2 separate regions of the Mus musculus genome follow, and region 2 is linked to region 1. The links are chromatin loops, found by intact Hi-C in ENCODE. Cell type or tissue: heart. All regions are shown on one strand.

Region 1 (8,000 bases):
TTTGAGACAGAGCTGGCCTTAAACTTGGAGCAATCCTTCTGGCTCTGCTTCTTTTTTTGTTTTTTTATTTTGTTTTGTTTTGTTTTTTGAGACAGGGTTTCTCTGTGTAGCCCTGGTTGTCCTGGAACTCACTTTGTAGACCAGGCTGGCCTCGAACTCAGAAATCTGCCTGCCTCTGCCTCCCAAGTGCTGGGATTAAAGGCATGCGCCACAATGCCCGGCTCTGCCTCTGTTTCTTAAGTGCTGGGATTAAGCCAAGTACTTAAATGGCTCGCTTGTGATTTCTCACAAATTATATACCAATTTACTGTTCTGTTAGAATGCAGGAGGTCTGTATTGCTACCTTTCTTTCCTTATTTAAAAATTTTTTTTATATGTATGGATGTTTTGCCAGCATGTCTGTGTACCGCAGGCTGCGAGCCCTGCATGCTAGGAGACCAGAGAAGAGCATTGGATCCTCTGAACTCGAGTTAGTCATGAGCTACCATGTAGGTTCTGGGTATTGAACCTGGGCCCTCTGCAAGAGCAGCCAGTGCTCTTAAACTCCTTAGCTATCTTTCCAGCCCATATTTTTCCATTTTCTTAAACTCGTGTTTTTACACACATGGTGTGCACATCAGGTACCCCTGCTCTCTTCCTCACCTGCCTTAGTCCCTTGAGACAGTTTCTCAGTGAGCCTGAAGCTTACCATTTTCAGGTTAGGCTTCCTGGCTTACAAGCCCATGCATTTCTTCTCGAATGGGCTTGAGAAAGAAGATGGCTCCGTCATACAGTGCTTGCCACACAGGTAGAGAAAACAGAGTTAAGGGCCCCAGTACCCACACAAAAAGCCAATTGCTATAATGAATGAAAGCCTTTAATTCCAGCGCCAGGAAGCAGAGACAGGAGGATTCCTAGAGCTTGCCAGCTAGCCAGGCTAGCCAAATCAGTGAACTCTGGGTTCAGCGAGAGAACATGTCTCAAAAAAAAAAAAATAAATAAATAAATAAATAAAAATAAGGTGACTGAGGGCTGGAGAAATGGCTCAGCAGTTAAGAGCACTTGCTACTCTTGCCAAAGACCCACGTTCGTTCCTGGCACCCACATAGCAACTTACAACAGCCAATAATTCCACTTGCAGGGTAGGGCGTGTGCCATTTCTATGTCAACCATTTCCAACTCGTGCCCTTTTTCATTTTTGCCTAGGTTCTAGATTTCTGTTTTGGACGGGGTTTCATTCCGCCCCTTTTTTTCCGGCTCTCTGAATTCACTAAGGGCTGGGTCCTGAAAGGATGGCCTTCTGAGGGCTCCCAAGGCTCACGGCAGACGGAATCTCGCGCCCACGCCTTCCCACCTGGTTTCTCCCTTTTACTAATAGTCCCTGCACACTCCTTCATGCCGCATAAGTTCCTTCCCTCCCTCCAAGAGGCTCCCTACACGCTACAAGCTGAGAGTTTACCCTTCCTTCAGAAGATCAAGAGGGCTGCATCAAGCTCCTTCCATTGAAACCTCAACCACGCCCCCACAGACCACGCCTATCAAACGGCTCCTCCCTGAGGCCCAAGCGGCTCCCTAGGCCCCGCCCAGTCCAGGCTACCCCAGAACCGTACCCCATCTTCGTCTCGCTTACCCACCCTGAAGATTGCTTCCTTCCGCGGCTCTGCCGCCCGTGAAGTGTCTAGGGAGTGTTCCCCGGGGTGAGGACGTGGCCACAGCCACTCAGACGCTCCTACGGGGCCGCGAGGTAAGGAAGGTCCGGAGCGGCAAGTCGCGGCCCCCAAGAGCCGGGCTGTTGCCCTAGGTTACGGCCGCGTCGGAGGCGGGCCTAGGTGCAGGCATGCCGGAAGTGACGTAACCCCGCAACAAACCAGCTCAAGGGCGGAGTCCCCTCTGAGGGCGGGGCTAAGGAGCATTCCCGTCGCTCTGTGCGTGGTTGCTAGGTGCCGCGTTGCCAGACGCTTCGAGAGCTTCGCAGGCACTGGCGACGTTGGGCGGCCAAGTTGCGCTGCAACAGCCTTTTGCCTTCTAGAAGGAATGCCTCAGAGGCCACACAAACAGTGTCTGGAGATTTGGCCACTTCTTCCTTTGGGCAGAATCGTCCCTTCCTTCTTGGGATCCCGTGTTGAAAGCGAGAGCAGAACTTCGCGGGACGACTCATTCCTAGTTGCATAATTTTGAGACCGAGTCTTCCTTGTTTTGTAGCCTGGTGCGGTCTCGAACTCATGGCAACCCTCCTTCCTCGATGTCCTAAATCAACATTGAAGGGATCGAGGGCGTGGGCTTCCACACCTGCTGACAGGAAGGATTTCTGGTTTTGTTCTTTTTGGTGCTGCCCACTTTAGTGGGGCAGAAGCAGCAGTTTCTCGCGAGGGGGCCGCCCACTTCTCCACTATGCTGCCCTTGGTGCCCAACTCATGTCTAGTTCCAAGGTCCCTTTGCTTTCTGGTTTAAAAAGTATTAAGAAAACAAGTCTCCAAAAGCAGGCTGAGTCAAAGGCTTTTGGAAAAAATGGCTAAGAATTACTACTTTTTACACTTATAGCATTATATAATATATATACAGTATAGCATATATACAATCGATAGCATAGATTTATAGCATTAACGGCCTCTAAAGATGTGATGTATATGACACATGAAGTTGGAACAAAGTCCTCTTCTAGACTGTGAATATTTGTTATTTCCCCCATATATATGAGGGAAATACTTTAACAAGCATATATGATAGATATTGTAATTATATTGCTATACCAGCGTATCTAATGGGCTATGACACATATTTCTAAAATTTTCTATGTATTTTTGGATTTATGCGTATGAGTGTTCTGCCTGTGTATATGTATGTACACCATGTTCATACTGGACAGTCATAAAGACACACTCTTTCATTGTTTTCTAGGTTCGCCTGCTAGACAGCGAGTCTGTCACCAAGATGTGTCTCCGTTCCTCGGTGTTTTGAGGTAGGCTTTCACTATGACGTCTAGTCTGGCCTCCAACAGCTTCCTTCTGTCTCTGAATGCTGGAATTACAAGCACATGCCACCAGACCTGGCCACTCAACCATGATCTTTACAACCGAAGGTAGACAAGTCTTTTCAACAGCCACAGAAAAGCTCAGAAGTGGGGGTGGGGAAGGGGGCAGGTCAAATTTTCCAGTCTGCTGCAGCAGAGTCTGCAGTTCCATACCACTGGTCTTTTTCATACCAGATACTGTGTGGGGCGCCCTCTAGTGGTTCTACTAAAACCCAACATAGTCAGCCTCCAAAGTGTTGCTTTGTTTTGTGGAGTTTTACGATTTAATACCTTGTGAACAATTTTTTTTTTTAACTTTAATTATTTTTTAAGTGTATTGGCATTCTGGATGAATGTGTGTCGGTGCACTACTTCCATGCCTGGTGTCCATGGCGGTTAAAAGCGGGATCGGATACTTTGGAACTGGTGTTAGAGGCATTCATAAACATCCATGCAGATCCTGGGAACTGAACCCAGGTCTTTTGGAAGGGCAGCCAGAGCTTTTGACCACTAAACCATCTCTCCATCACCAGCCCCCCCTTCCCCCTACTATATTTCTGAGGTTTTAATTCTTTGAAAACATTCAAAGATGTTAAGAAAATAGACAAAGACTAAAGAAAAAATGGCAAAGAAAGAAAGTATGCCAGGTGTGGTGGTGCATGCCTTTAGTCCAGCCCATGGAAGTTGAAAGCAGGAAACTCTGGAGTCAAGGTGGTCCTTGACTCTCTACCCTCCAGTTCAGCCTGGACTACATGAGAGCCAGGCTAAAGCAAATAAGTATAGAATTGCATGCTGTAGTCCGAGGAGATATGCTAGAGCAGTCTACCCACTTTCCTTGAGAGGGTGGGGGGTGTCACCGAGGGGTTTGGTTTGGTAGTGGAGTTTGTTTTTATTTGAGCTCATCTGAGCCCAGGCTGGCCATGGGATCTGTAGCTAAAAGATGACCTTGAACTCCTGACCTTCTGGTCTCCACCTTCTAAGTGTTGGGAGACACCAAGCCAGTTATACATTCATATCAGTGTGCATGTGTAATCCCAAACTCCCAGTCAGCATTTTTATAGTTGACGTTAGAGTGCGCCATATCAGCTTTCAGAAACTACGGTGGCAGTAAGTGCACTTGAGTTGTAAACAACAGTTTAAGCCAGTTTCAGAAAGTTCTAGTGTCTATGGCTACTAAATAGAAACCTGAACAGGATGGAAGTTCAGACACACCTTGTGCACTGTTGACCATGTGCAGACACACCGTGTGCACTGCTGACCAGTTGACACCTATTCCCCTCTCTAAAGGTCAATGCACACAGAGAACCATGGGTAAACCTCGCCCTGAGCTTGAGCATCTTATGTGCCTGTGATTCCTTCAGAAATAGAAGGCATCAGATCCCCTGGAACTGGAGTTAGGGATGGTTTTGAGCTACCACATGGGTGCTGGAAACAACCCCCAGGTTGTCTGCAAGAAGCAGGAACAGCAAGCCCTCCTAACCACTGACCCCTCTAGCCCCTGGCCTAATTTCTTTTTTTTTTTCTTTTCTTTTTTCCTTTCCTTTTTTTGGTTTTTCAAGACAGGGTTTCTCTGTGTAGCCCTGACTGTCCTGGAACTCAGAAATCCGCCTGCCTCTGCCTCCTGAATTAAAGGCGTGCACCACCACACCAGACTTCTATTTTTTTTTCTCTTTAATCATTTCACATGGTTAGGCACAGTACACCTCAGTGGTATACCTAGCACCAGACACTGGAACATCCTATAATTAAAATCAACCCTTCTAAAACTAGCAGTCACTAAGTAAAACATTAATATCCAAATAAAAATCACAATCAACAAAGAGGATGAATGTTTTATTTGTTTCGCAGTGTTGCAAAGCCGGTGCTTCACGGTGGGAAAACAACAGTCAACACAGCACATGGTGAAACAAAGACAGTACTCTCCTGCCTCTGACACTGTACAACACTTCCTTGCATTCCCAATGAGAAGACACTAATCTCTGACCCAAATCCAGTGGTGGATATGGGCAAGTAACAAAATTATCTAAGATACACCACTATTATCTTGAATTATGAAAGTCTTATACCCAGTAGGTAGGGTCTCGCCATGTAGCTGTGGCTGGTCTAGAACTTGTTGTGTAGACCGACCTTGAACTAACTAACATCTGCCTGTTGCGTGCTGGGATTAGAAGGTGGTCCGTCACCAAAACCAGCCTCATAACCACGTTTCACAGCAGACGATCCTCAGAATTCTAAACACCAGGGCTTAACCCCTAGTCTAAATACTTAGTATGGCAATTATCAAAAACCTGTACACTGTGTTTATCTGCATCCTTTAGGAAGTTGGGGGTGGCTCTTAAGTAGCACTGTCAAGAACAGTTTCTTTCCATCAGTATTGCTAAGTTATTTCAAGTCCTCTATTCTCCACTAGTTTAAGACAAGCATGCTGGAGCACGTCACATCCAGTTTGATCTGGGAGTAGAGGGGTGCCATGGTCACTCCTCAATGGACTTCACATATTTCTCATATGCTTCTTCACTCATCAATTCATCCATCTCTGAAGGGTCACTCAGTGTCATCTTGATCAGCCAACCTGTACCCAAAACAGAACCTCAGTTCACATTGCCTTTTAAAGTCAAATTCATTCAAAATTAATACAGTGCCCTCATTTAAGTGATGTTGTTATCCTAACATAAATCCATTCTTTCTTCAATAAATTTAGCTCTAAGACTTTAGTGGGCTGGAGTAAGGATGGCTCCGTTTTTAAGAGAGCATACCGCTGTAGCACGGGACCCAAGTTTGGTTTTGAGCATTGGTATCAGGTGACTTACAACCTATAACTCTAGCTCCAGGGAATTCAGTGTCCTCCTCTGACCACTAAAGACCCCCACACTCAAATATCCCTATATAGAAACAGCTGTCCTGGAATTCACTTTGTAGACCAGGCTTGGCCTTGAACTCAGACATCCACCTGCCTCTGCCTCCCTGCAGAGGGGGAGTGGGATTAAAGGTAAGTGTGCACACCACCATGACCAGCTCAAATAACTTTAATTAAAGTATTTTAAAATAAAACCTTGGGGCCGAAGAGATGATGGCTAGGCAGTTAAGAGCACCTGCACATAAATGTTTTTGTTTGGTTTTTTTTTTTTGGTTTTTCAAGACAAGGTTTCTCTGTGTAGCTCTGGCTGTCCTGGAACTCACTCTGTAGACCAGGCTGGCCTCGAACTCAGAAATCCCCCTGCCTATGCCTACCAAGTGCTGGGATTAATTGTGCGCCACCACTGCCCGGCACATACATGTTTTTTAAAAGGCATACCAAATATAAACTACTAGAGCTAATAGTGGTGGAAAGACTGAAAGCCAGGTATAGTGGTGCAGGCCTTTAATCCCAGCACTTAGGAGGCAGAAGCAGGAGGATCTCTGTGAGTTTAAGACCAGCAAGAGCTATGTAGAGACCCTGTCTCAAGTCATCCAACCCCAAAGAAAAAGGATAAGGTAGCAAGCCAAAGAGAACCACAACAACAAATCTTAATATTGCCACTTATTGGCTATACGACCCCTGGTTACACTTTTGAGGTTGTTTGTTCATTCATCTAAAACATGGAGAAAACTGCTGTAGGCAAACCTGACTAGGTTAGTTTGCTGTAGGAATGAAATTCTGAGCAACAACTCACCATCTTCGTAACAGGATTTGTTGACAAGCCCTGGGTTTTCGGCAAGAGCTTCATTGACTTCGGTTACCTCTCCTGACAGAGGAGAGTAGAGTTCACTGGCAGCCTTCACACTCTCCAAAGCACCAAACTCCTCTAAAAGGAAGCAGTGAAAGAAGATAGTTAACATCAAGTCAGTGACTTAAAATACAAATTGTGTCTAGGAGTGGTGGCGCATGCTTTTAGTCGCAGCGCTTGAGACAGGGGCAGGAGGATCTCTAAGTCTGCAGCCAGCCTGGTCTAGAGTGAGTTCCAGACCAGCCAGGGATACATGGTGAGACCCTGTCTAAACAAACAAGACAAAAACAAAAACAGCTATGTAGCTCGGTAGACAGAGCATTTGCTTAGCATGCATACACCTTAGGTTCAATCCCCAGCACTGCATAAAATGGGTGTGGTGGTGACACCTGTAATCAGTGCTGGAGAGACAGAGGCAGGTGAGTGAGTTCAAGGTCATCCTCAACTACACAGGGAATTAAGAAGCTAGCCTGAGCTAAAGAAGATCCTGCCTCAAAATAAACACCCCAAACCAAAACACTTAAAACCTCCTGAGATGGGGGAGTGGGGGGACAGGGTGTAGGGGACTTTTGGGATAGCATTGGAAATGTAAATGAAGAAAATACCAAAAAGAAAGAAAAAAAAAAAGCCTCCTGAGATGGTTCATTAAGATGCTTGCTGCTGGGGGCTGGTGAGATGGCTCAGCGGGTAAGAGCACTGACTGCTCTTCCAAAGGTCCTGAGTTCAAATCCCAGAAACCACATGGTGGCTCACAACCATCTGCAGTGAGATCCGATGCCCTCTTCTGGTGTGTCTGAAGACATCTACAGTGTACCTACATATAACAATAAATAAATCTTTAAAAAAAAAAATGCTTGCTGTTAAGCCTGACCTGAGTTCAATCCCCAGGACCAAGGTACAAGGAAAGAACCATCTCTTGCAAGTTGTCCTCCTGACATTCCCTCAAAACAGAGTTATAAAACAATTTAAAGACAAACTGTAACAAAGTGGTTACCTCCCATTTAGTTAGGCCAAGAAATTCTGAATGTATTTATAGTCAAAGCTGAGTTCGTACAAGAAAGGCATAACTTCATCAGCGTGAACATGCATACTCTGCACATTGTGAATGGCAAACTGGCTGTGTGTCTGAGCACCAGTGTGCCTATGCTCAATAAAACATACTAGCCATGCATGGTGGCACACATCCTGGCCTGTGAAAGAGCCTTAAATTGTGTGTACATAGGGCATCACCCAAGGTGCTTGGTAAGGCTGAAAGAACTGCGCCAGGATTTGAGCTGCAGCCGACCCCAGGGAGTCTACATTTT
Region 2 (8,000 bases), 120 kb before region 1:
CCAGCACTTGGGAGGCAGAGGCAGGCAGATTTCTGAATTCGAGGCCAGCCTGGTCTACAGAGTGAATTCCAGGACAGCCAGGGCTACACAGAGAAACTCTGTCTTTGGGGGGTTGGGGGGGGGGGGAGAAGAGAGTCAGAGTCTCAGGAATACAAACAGGGGAAACCTGGGATGCTGATAAACACCCAGAATTCCAGCACTCAGAGGTGGAGGCAGGAGGATTAGAAGTTCCAGGTCCTCCTTAGCTATATAGCAAATCTAAAACCAGCCTGGGCTTCACGAGAGCCTGTTTCGCAAACCACAACAGCATCCACCACACAAAACAAAAACTGAGGGTGAGTGATAAGGCGTGTGTCTAAACACAGATTATGGAGCCCTTGGCATGGCTCAGGTAGGTAAAAGCCCTTGCCAACAAGGCTGTGCCAACTTGTCCTTTGACCTCTAAAACCAAGCAGCAGGAGAGCAAGAGAACCAGAGAGGGAGAGAGGGAGGGAGAGAAGGGAGAGAGGAAGAGGAGAGGGAAGGAGAGGGAGAGGACACGGTGGTCTATAACTTTAGTTCCAGGGTATCCAATACCCTCTTCTAGCCTCTGCTGGCACCAGACAAATGCATGGTGCACAGACATATGTGCAGGCAAGACACCCATACACATAGAATAAAAATAATAATTAAAAGAAAATTTAAGTGGAGGCAAAAGGACAGAGGTTCAAGGCCAGCCTGTCTTTTTAAAAATACAGATAAGTAAATAACCAACAGTAAAGAAGGATGGGAAATACATTTATGAAACTCAACATTGATGATATAAAAGTGAAAAATTAAAAGTAACCATAATATAACTTACAAATCAAGAAGCAAAAGAAGGGGAGGGAGGAAAGATTCGTGCTAAACGCTTTCTGATTCCCTAGCAGGAATTAATTAACTAGCTAAAATTGAAACCCTGAGCTTTAAAAAAAAAAAAAAATCTCCAACCACTTAATTCACCCCTTTCTGTCTCCTCCCCCTTCTCCATTTTCTTTTTGAGTCCTTCTCAAAGGAATAAAGAATATTTTATTGTACATCCTGTAGTAAAATTAATTTACTTAAAATTCAACAATTCTTCCCATTTCACTGTAGTTTCTTGGATCCAAATAAAATTTCTAAAGTGATTCTTTTTTTTTTATCTTAAAAGCACCTATTTTAAGTCTCGTTTTAATAAGATAGTTATTCTTTTCCTCTAACTGCATATACCCATACAATAAGATACACCTGCGTGATGTCCGTTCTCTGTTAACTATGGTACTTTCTTCTCCGTAGTGAGATTTTTGGTTTTCTCCAGTGTGAAGTTTATTGCATCTTTTGATTTTTCTTCACACAAGTGCGTTGCCTCCCCAAAGGTGGTGACTGGCTGCCTGGGATTGATGGAGCCGAGGCCGGAGGGAACAGCAGAGGAGGAGGCTTGGCAGGGGAGGGAGCCCGGGCTCCGGAGAGGCAGGAACCTGTCCAGGAGGCTGCTGGCCGCAGGCTGACCTACTTTCTCGGTCGGGTTTGCAGCCAGCGCTACCGCGCAGCCTGAAGCGGAGCAGAAGCCGCGGAGGGAGCCAGGCGGGCTGCGCGCCAGGTTTTTCTGCGGGCGCCAAGGGCTGTGGGCTCCTTCCAACCCGCTTGCTTCCTGGCGGGACATCCCCTGCAGATGGAGGCCAGGCTTCGAGAAAGAGGACCAACCGTCTTCCTCCCGCCTACTGCGGTAGCCCCACGGACCTCTCCTTTCACCTTGGAGAAGACTAGACCCTCGCGGAGACTCTGGGGCCCTGACCTCTTCAGTCCAGGTCCCCTCTGATTTCCATGGCCTAGGGACATCCTCATGGCCACAGCACAAGCCCAGGTCCTTCCGGGTCCGGGTGGCTCAGAGCACCTGCTAGAAGACTAGGAAGCTGCTGGATTTGTCCCAAAGGTTCTGGCTCTTTCCAGCCCTTGTCCTTGGACGAATCAGTGACACCTGGGAGTCTCTGTTTGTTTCTTCCTTCCTTCCTTCCTTTCTTTCTTTTTTTTTTTTTTTTTTTTTTGTTATTTCGTGGCAGGGTTTCTCTGTGTAGCCCTGGCTGTCCTGGAACTCACTTTGTAGACCAGGCTGGCCTCGAACTCAGAAATCCACCTGCCTCTGCCTCACGAGTGCCGGGGTTAAAGGCGTGCACCACCATGCACGGCTTCTTTCTTTCTTTTTAATGAAGATGCTATCTTCACCTCAGCCTCACGGTGGAGATGTTAGAGAAAGCAACACGTGTGTGAGTGCCTGACAGTCCACTGCAATTGGGGTGTGCCTGGTGAAAAATGGAGGTTCGGAAGAAGTTCCCTGGTGGGGCTCCTCTGGTCCCTGCAGGCCAGGCTTTTCATGATGGACAGCTGGTCTCCAGTGTTTATGTCATCCTAGACAGAGTCCTGAGGGAACGCCTCCTTCCTGCAGTATTCCTTATGAGATACTTTGGCCTCCTGTCCAGTGCCTAAAGATGTATGTTGTGGGTTATTGGTATCGAAATAAAAAAATAAGAGGCCAGCTGGCCTGACAACCTGAGTTCCAACACCTTTAAGGTGCCTAGCATGGAATGTGCCCATAAGAAAGAAAGGTTGGTCACAAATGGGTGAAAGGCAGAGAAGGGACCATACAGGAAGAGTGGGTAGTGGCCATCCACACACCGCACAGGGCAGTGGATGCTGGTCTGGGTTTTCTTGGCAAGATGACACATTTAATGTTTGAGAGCTGAACCTAGTGTTCCATGGATGGTTTCCTAGAGCTCCGTGAACCTCCCCAAAGAGTATGTGTGATAGAACACATTTCTGAAGAATAGTGCCCGTACCTTCACTGAGATTTCCAGAGGGACTCATTGTGCCAAAGGCTGAAAGCTGTTAACAGCATGATTTCAAGTAAGCCTGGGAAGTCTTAGTATATCCCAGCATCAGTGCCAGGACACTAGCCTCTGGTTATATGGTTTCCCATCTGGCTTGCCTCTAGGAAGAGAACACAGGAAGCTGTTTATAAGGGTCACTCGGGCCTCGTGAGAGCTGTATTTCTCACTGCAAAGAGAAAGAGAGGTAGAGACAGAGATGGAGACAGAAACAGAGTCAGAAACGAAGACAGAGAGAAACAGAGACAGAGAGAAACAAAGACAGAGAGGGATAGAGAGAGACAGAGTCAGAGACAGAGAGAGACAGAGTCAGAGAGAGACAGAGACAGAGTCAGAAATGGAGACAGAGAGAGAAAGGGAGAGAGACAGAGACATACAGAGAGAGACAAAGTCAGAAACGGAGACAGAGAGAGACAGGGAGAGAAACAGAGAGACAAAGAGACAGAGATAGACAGAGAGGGGGGGCAGAGAGAGAGAGAGAGAGAGGGAGAGGGAGAGGGAGAGGGAGATGGAGATGGAGATGGAGATGGAGATGGAGATGGAGATGGAGATGGAGATGGAGATGGAGACCCAGAGGAAAGAAACTACATAACCCTAGGTAAAGAGCAGCAAAACCCGGGGTAATAACTAACCATCTAAGTGTGTGTTCTGGGGTGTTCCTGTAAGGTAGAAAAGCTATGTTCTCAGGGACTCGAGATTTATTGAGATAAAATTACTTCATTCCCATGTCTGCCTTCCCTCCAATACAGTGAGCTCTTCACACTGATACCAAGCACTGCAAACGCCATCTGTTCCAGTAACTGTGGGGTATTGGGATACAATCTAGATGCCCCCTCCCATGATCCTGGCAAGAACCCCGCCTCCACACCCGACCACATCAAGTGAATACAAAATCAACTTCTTGGAAGACCCCTCTGGACAGAGAGGTTAGGCATAGAAGTACTAGCCACATCAGATCCACCTAACGTCTTCCTCCATCATTGCAAATGATGATGACAACATAGGAGTGAACAGAGACTCGAGTCACAGAAGCTGGAAGAGGTAAGGGGTGAACAGCGGGGTCTCCAGACCCTTGTCAAGTTCTTCTCCACATTCTGTGAACATCCGTCATCACATCCTCGGCAGATAGACTCCATCAGTGTGACAGAGTATAATAGACATAACCTCTGCCTTGAATTGCGTTTTTTCCATACATTAGAACTCTATACTAAAAACTACTGGAACGGTGTTAGCAAGGCACTTAGAGCGAAGCTAAAGACCTGAGATCCACCTCAGAGCCTCAAATAGTGGGAGGAGAAAACCAATTCACACAGAGAGAAACCTACACACAGAGAGAGACATATACAAAATAAATAAATATAACTGTATTTTGTTGTTAATTTTATTTTATTAGACAAGACGTGTATGGGCGTCTTGTCTGCTTTGATGGACACCACATGTGCGCAGTACCGGACATGGCCAGAAGGGGGCGTCGGAGATCCTGGAACTGCAAACAGTTGTGCCTGCCGATTCAACCCAGATGTTCCATAAGAATACAAAGTGCTCTTAACCACCAAGCTAAACTAGTTATCTCTTCAACCCCTAGATTTGCTTGAAAGCTTATTTCTTGCACTTAAGTTAGCTGCTGAGGTAGGTATGTTCAGCATGGCTCCAGGAGCCTCTTACTCCGAGACTCAGATAGAAGGAAGGTAGAAGGAACAGCCACACTGTGGCTTACTAATCTTGTAAAACAGGATAAGGCAGAAGACAGGATAGCAAGAGACAGTCAGAGCTTGACTCTGCAGGGAAAGCAAGAGACAGACAGCCCAGCTCTGCAAGCTCACGGAAGATTCTGCTCGGGCTCTGAGTAAACCATACCCACTGAAATGCCATTGGCCCAGATATACAGATGGACGGTCCACCTACTGGAATTACTCCTGAAAGAAATTGTTTCTGCTTCCGGGAGTATTCTGCAATGGCTCCAGGAAGCCACAGGACAAAGTGGGAGAGAAAAAAAGGAGGGAGGAGGGAGAAGAGAGGAGCAGACAATGGCATTGCAGATTACACCGAGACACAAACAGCACGTGGCAAAGACTCCATATCCTCAAGAAGTCTAGCCAGCGGGACTGGTGGAGGGAGAACAGAGGAAACTCCTAGATCCTGGAACAGAGTCCTGGCTGCGGACAGGGTGGGTTCTACTGGCAAAAACAAGATCTTGAGCACTAGAGATTTCAACATCTGGGGCCCAACTGGGGATCTAAGGATCCATCCGAACGCAAGGACCCCAGTCGGTGCATGAGTGTATCGGGCACCGTTAAAGAGTAATTTCCCCCTGTGCTCTATTGTGCTACTTTCATAATTGTTATATTAAAGGAGGGGGAGGAGGGGGAGAAGGAGGAGGGGGAGGGGTGGAGGAGGAGGGGGGAGGAGCAGCTCCGAGGCTATTATTGTTTTTAAACCACATGCCCTTCCCGAAGCTCCGAACATGACCCAGCTACCAAAGGTGGCTGCTTTTCCCTGTCAGACCTGGGGGTAGGAAAGGTTTCCCTTTCAGATGAGGCAGTGAGGCGCCCATTTCAGTCGCAAATGGTCCTGCCCAGCACATTAGATTTCACTCCCCAGTAAAGACTTTCCTGGAATTTTCCACGCGCAGATTCTGCCTGGGGTTGAAGGAAGAGCAAGGCCACCATGAGTTCATTACCCAGGATATCCTGAATCTTTTCCGGGCCCACGGCAGATTAGGGAACAGGGACTTTTAAGTGTCCTGGCTGGCAGGGAACCTGTGGCCAGTCGGCCCTGTGGCTTTGTTAAACATCAGCCAGAAGTAAGAAGCGTGACTTGAGCCCTGGGCTTTTAGTTATGCAGACCTTTGACGTTTGGTCTTCTCTCATAGCTCTGCAACTTTGGGCAAATGATTTAACTCTTGGAGCCTCCATTTTCTCCTTTAAAAATGGGACAATAGGGTTGGAGATACAGCTCAGCTGCAGAATGCCTGCCTAGGAGGCACGAGGGCCCTAAATTCAGTCCCCTAGAATCAGCAAGAGAAAGAGAGGCGGGAGGGAGAGAAGGAGAAAGGGAAGGAGAGAAACACTGGGGTCTCCCACAGTGGGATGGGATTTTAGAATAAAATACAGACTTACATTGAGGACATTGACAGTTTTGATACTAAGTCGTAATAGGGAAAAAAGTTGACTCATGGATGAATGTTTGAGGTGTTCCCTCCCCCACTTAAAAAAAAAAAAGTTAACATTGATTACGCTTCTTTTCTCCCGCACATCATCCTCACTCCTGGAGTCTTACTGGGGAGATCAGACAATGATTGGAAGAACCAGAGAACTAAGAACAGGGATTTGCAATAGAATAAGCTAAACAGAATAGAAGTAAGAGGCTGGTGAAATGGCTCAGTGGTTAAGAGCACTGACTGCTCTTCCGAAGGTCCTGAGTTCAAATCCCAGCAAACACATGGTGGCTCACAATCATCCATAATGAGATCTGACGCCCTCTTCTGGTGAGTCTGAAATCAGCTACAGTGTACTTACATATAATAAATAAATAATTTAAAAAAAAAATAAAAGTAAGAAGAGCTTACCGGAGGGGGCATGGATACAGTGGGAGTGAGGGGTGGGGGAGTCTGGGAAAGTGGCAGGGGCAAGAAACAAGCTGATAGATTGAGGACAATTCCATAGGATGAGGAAAGCAAAATCAGAGAAGGAGACAGACTCAGTCATCTGCAGCTGCGAAGCAAGCTACCCCAAGACTAAAACAATGAGGATTTATTATCTCCGGCTTCCTGCAGATCAGGGACTTCAGAGAAGCTTAGCTCGGTTTCTGTGGCTCTAGGTGTCTTGTCCTTAGTCCTTAGGCTCAGGATGCCTTCCTGTGGGGCTGGAGGCCCTGGAGAGCTTGACTGACAGATCATCTCAGAAGGTGGCTCACCCAGGGCCTCATCTCTCACCACATGGGCTCTCTCTCCACCAGTGAGGGTTAGAGGAGAGGTATTAGTGAGGGCTGGACAGACCACTCGCTGGTTAAGAGCCACTGCCCTGCCGTGCTACCAATGAAGATCCAGTGGATCTGATGCCCTCTGCTGGACTGTGTGGGCACACATGTACATGTGCGTGCACTGGCAAGTAAAGATAAATCTTTGGAGGAAAAACAGGATGAGTGTTATTGAGTTCACCGCATACTGAAGGAGAAGGAAAATATCCTTCATTTTTGTTGGGGCAGACATAGTGGATGGATGGATGGATGGATGGATGGATGGATGGATGGATGGATGGTTGTACAGCATTTAAATCTCTTTGGGAATTTTAGGGAACATGGCTATAGGTTATAAATTTACTTCCCTTGAGTATTTTTAGGAGACCACATATAAAGCTCCGGATTGTATCTAGTTCCAGTCCTGCAGTTGTCCTGGCTGAGTTGTTGTGACCCTTAGATTGGTCTACCTCCAGCCCACGGATCCATCCTAGAAATATTAATAAGTTTCAATGTCACTGCTACAGATGAACGCACAAAAGGAGAGAACCCGGTACCTGGGAACTTGCAACAGAGGAGGAAGTGGCCAATCCTTCCTCCGCACTGAATGTGCTGTCAGAAACAAGGTAGAGAAAAGAAGTCCCCAGCAGGGTTGGGAGAGTGGTGTCCAGTCTGCCCAGGAACAACTCACTGTTAAAGTGACTGCCAGCTTGCTACCTTCACTCCACTCCTTCCTACATACACTGGCCCCTCTGCCCAGAATTCTCCTGCCTCCAACCTTCCCATCATTCGGATTTCTAACGACACAGTATCACAAAAGTGGTCCCTGAACACCCTCCTGGGGTTAGAAACTCATCCCTTCCATCACCTGTTTGGTGTTGCTTTTTTTAAACATTTTGTCTTTAATCCCAGGACTTGGGAGGCAGAGGCTACGTGGATCTCTGTGAGATCAAAACCAGCTTAGCCTGCAGAGTAATCTCTAGACTACTCGGGGCTACATTGTGAGACCCTGTCTCAAAAAGCAAAGCAAAACAAACAAATGAAAGAACCCAAGCTTTAACTTTTAAGATTATATTTATTTGCTGGTTGCTGTAATGCATGCCTTTAAAACCAGAACTCGGGAAGCAGGGGCAGGTGGATTTCTGAGTTCCAGACCAGCCTGGT

The links. A loop is a pair of places that touch in the nucleus more often than their neighbours do. Peaks named below come from ENCODE experiments on the same cell type or tissue, not always from the same donor. Only the 100,000 strongest peaks of a DNase experiment are listed, where the experiment ranks them.
Region 2: a loop joins it to region 1, with 6 times the contacts of the local background. A loop is called at or near these places in 5 of 42 quality-filtered maps.

Annotation. Positions count from the first base shown.
Region 1 is chr8:116,977,166-116,985,165 of GRCm38, forward strand. 1700030J22Rik (RIKEN cDNA 1700030J22 gene) reads right to left here and starts at 1,794. Exons shown (of 3, transcript NM_027103.3): 1 at 1,614-1,794. Gcsh (glycine cleavage system protein H (aminomethyl carrier)) reads right to left here. Exons shown (of 5, transcript NM_026572.4): 4 at 6,643-6,774; 5 at 4,802-5,561. The coding sequence ends at 5,464. In heart, CTCF peaks have their summits at 1,971 and 3,208 (motif pointing left); DNase peaks (open chromatin) are centred at 1,616, 1,826 and 3,196; H3K4me3 peaks cover 1,389 bases; H3K27ac peaks cover 920 bases.
Region 2 is chr8:116,861,976-116,869,975 of GRCm38, forward strand. No RefSeq gene overlaps it. Among named protein-coding and RNA genes, the nearest start is that of Gm51553, 7.7 kb to the right of the region's middle. In heart, CTCF peaks have their summits at 4,340 (motif pointing right) and 6,956 (motif pointing left); a DNase peak (open chromatin) is centred at 1,536; H3K4me3 peaks cover 760 bases; H3K27ac peaks cover 449 bases; H3K27me3 peaks cover 2,316 bases.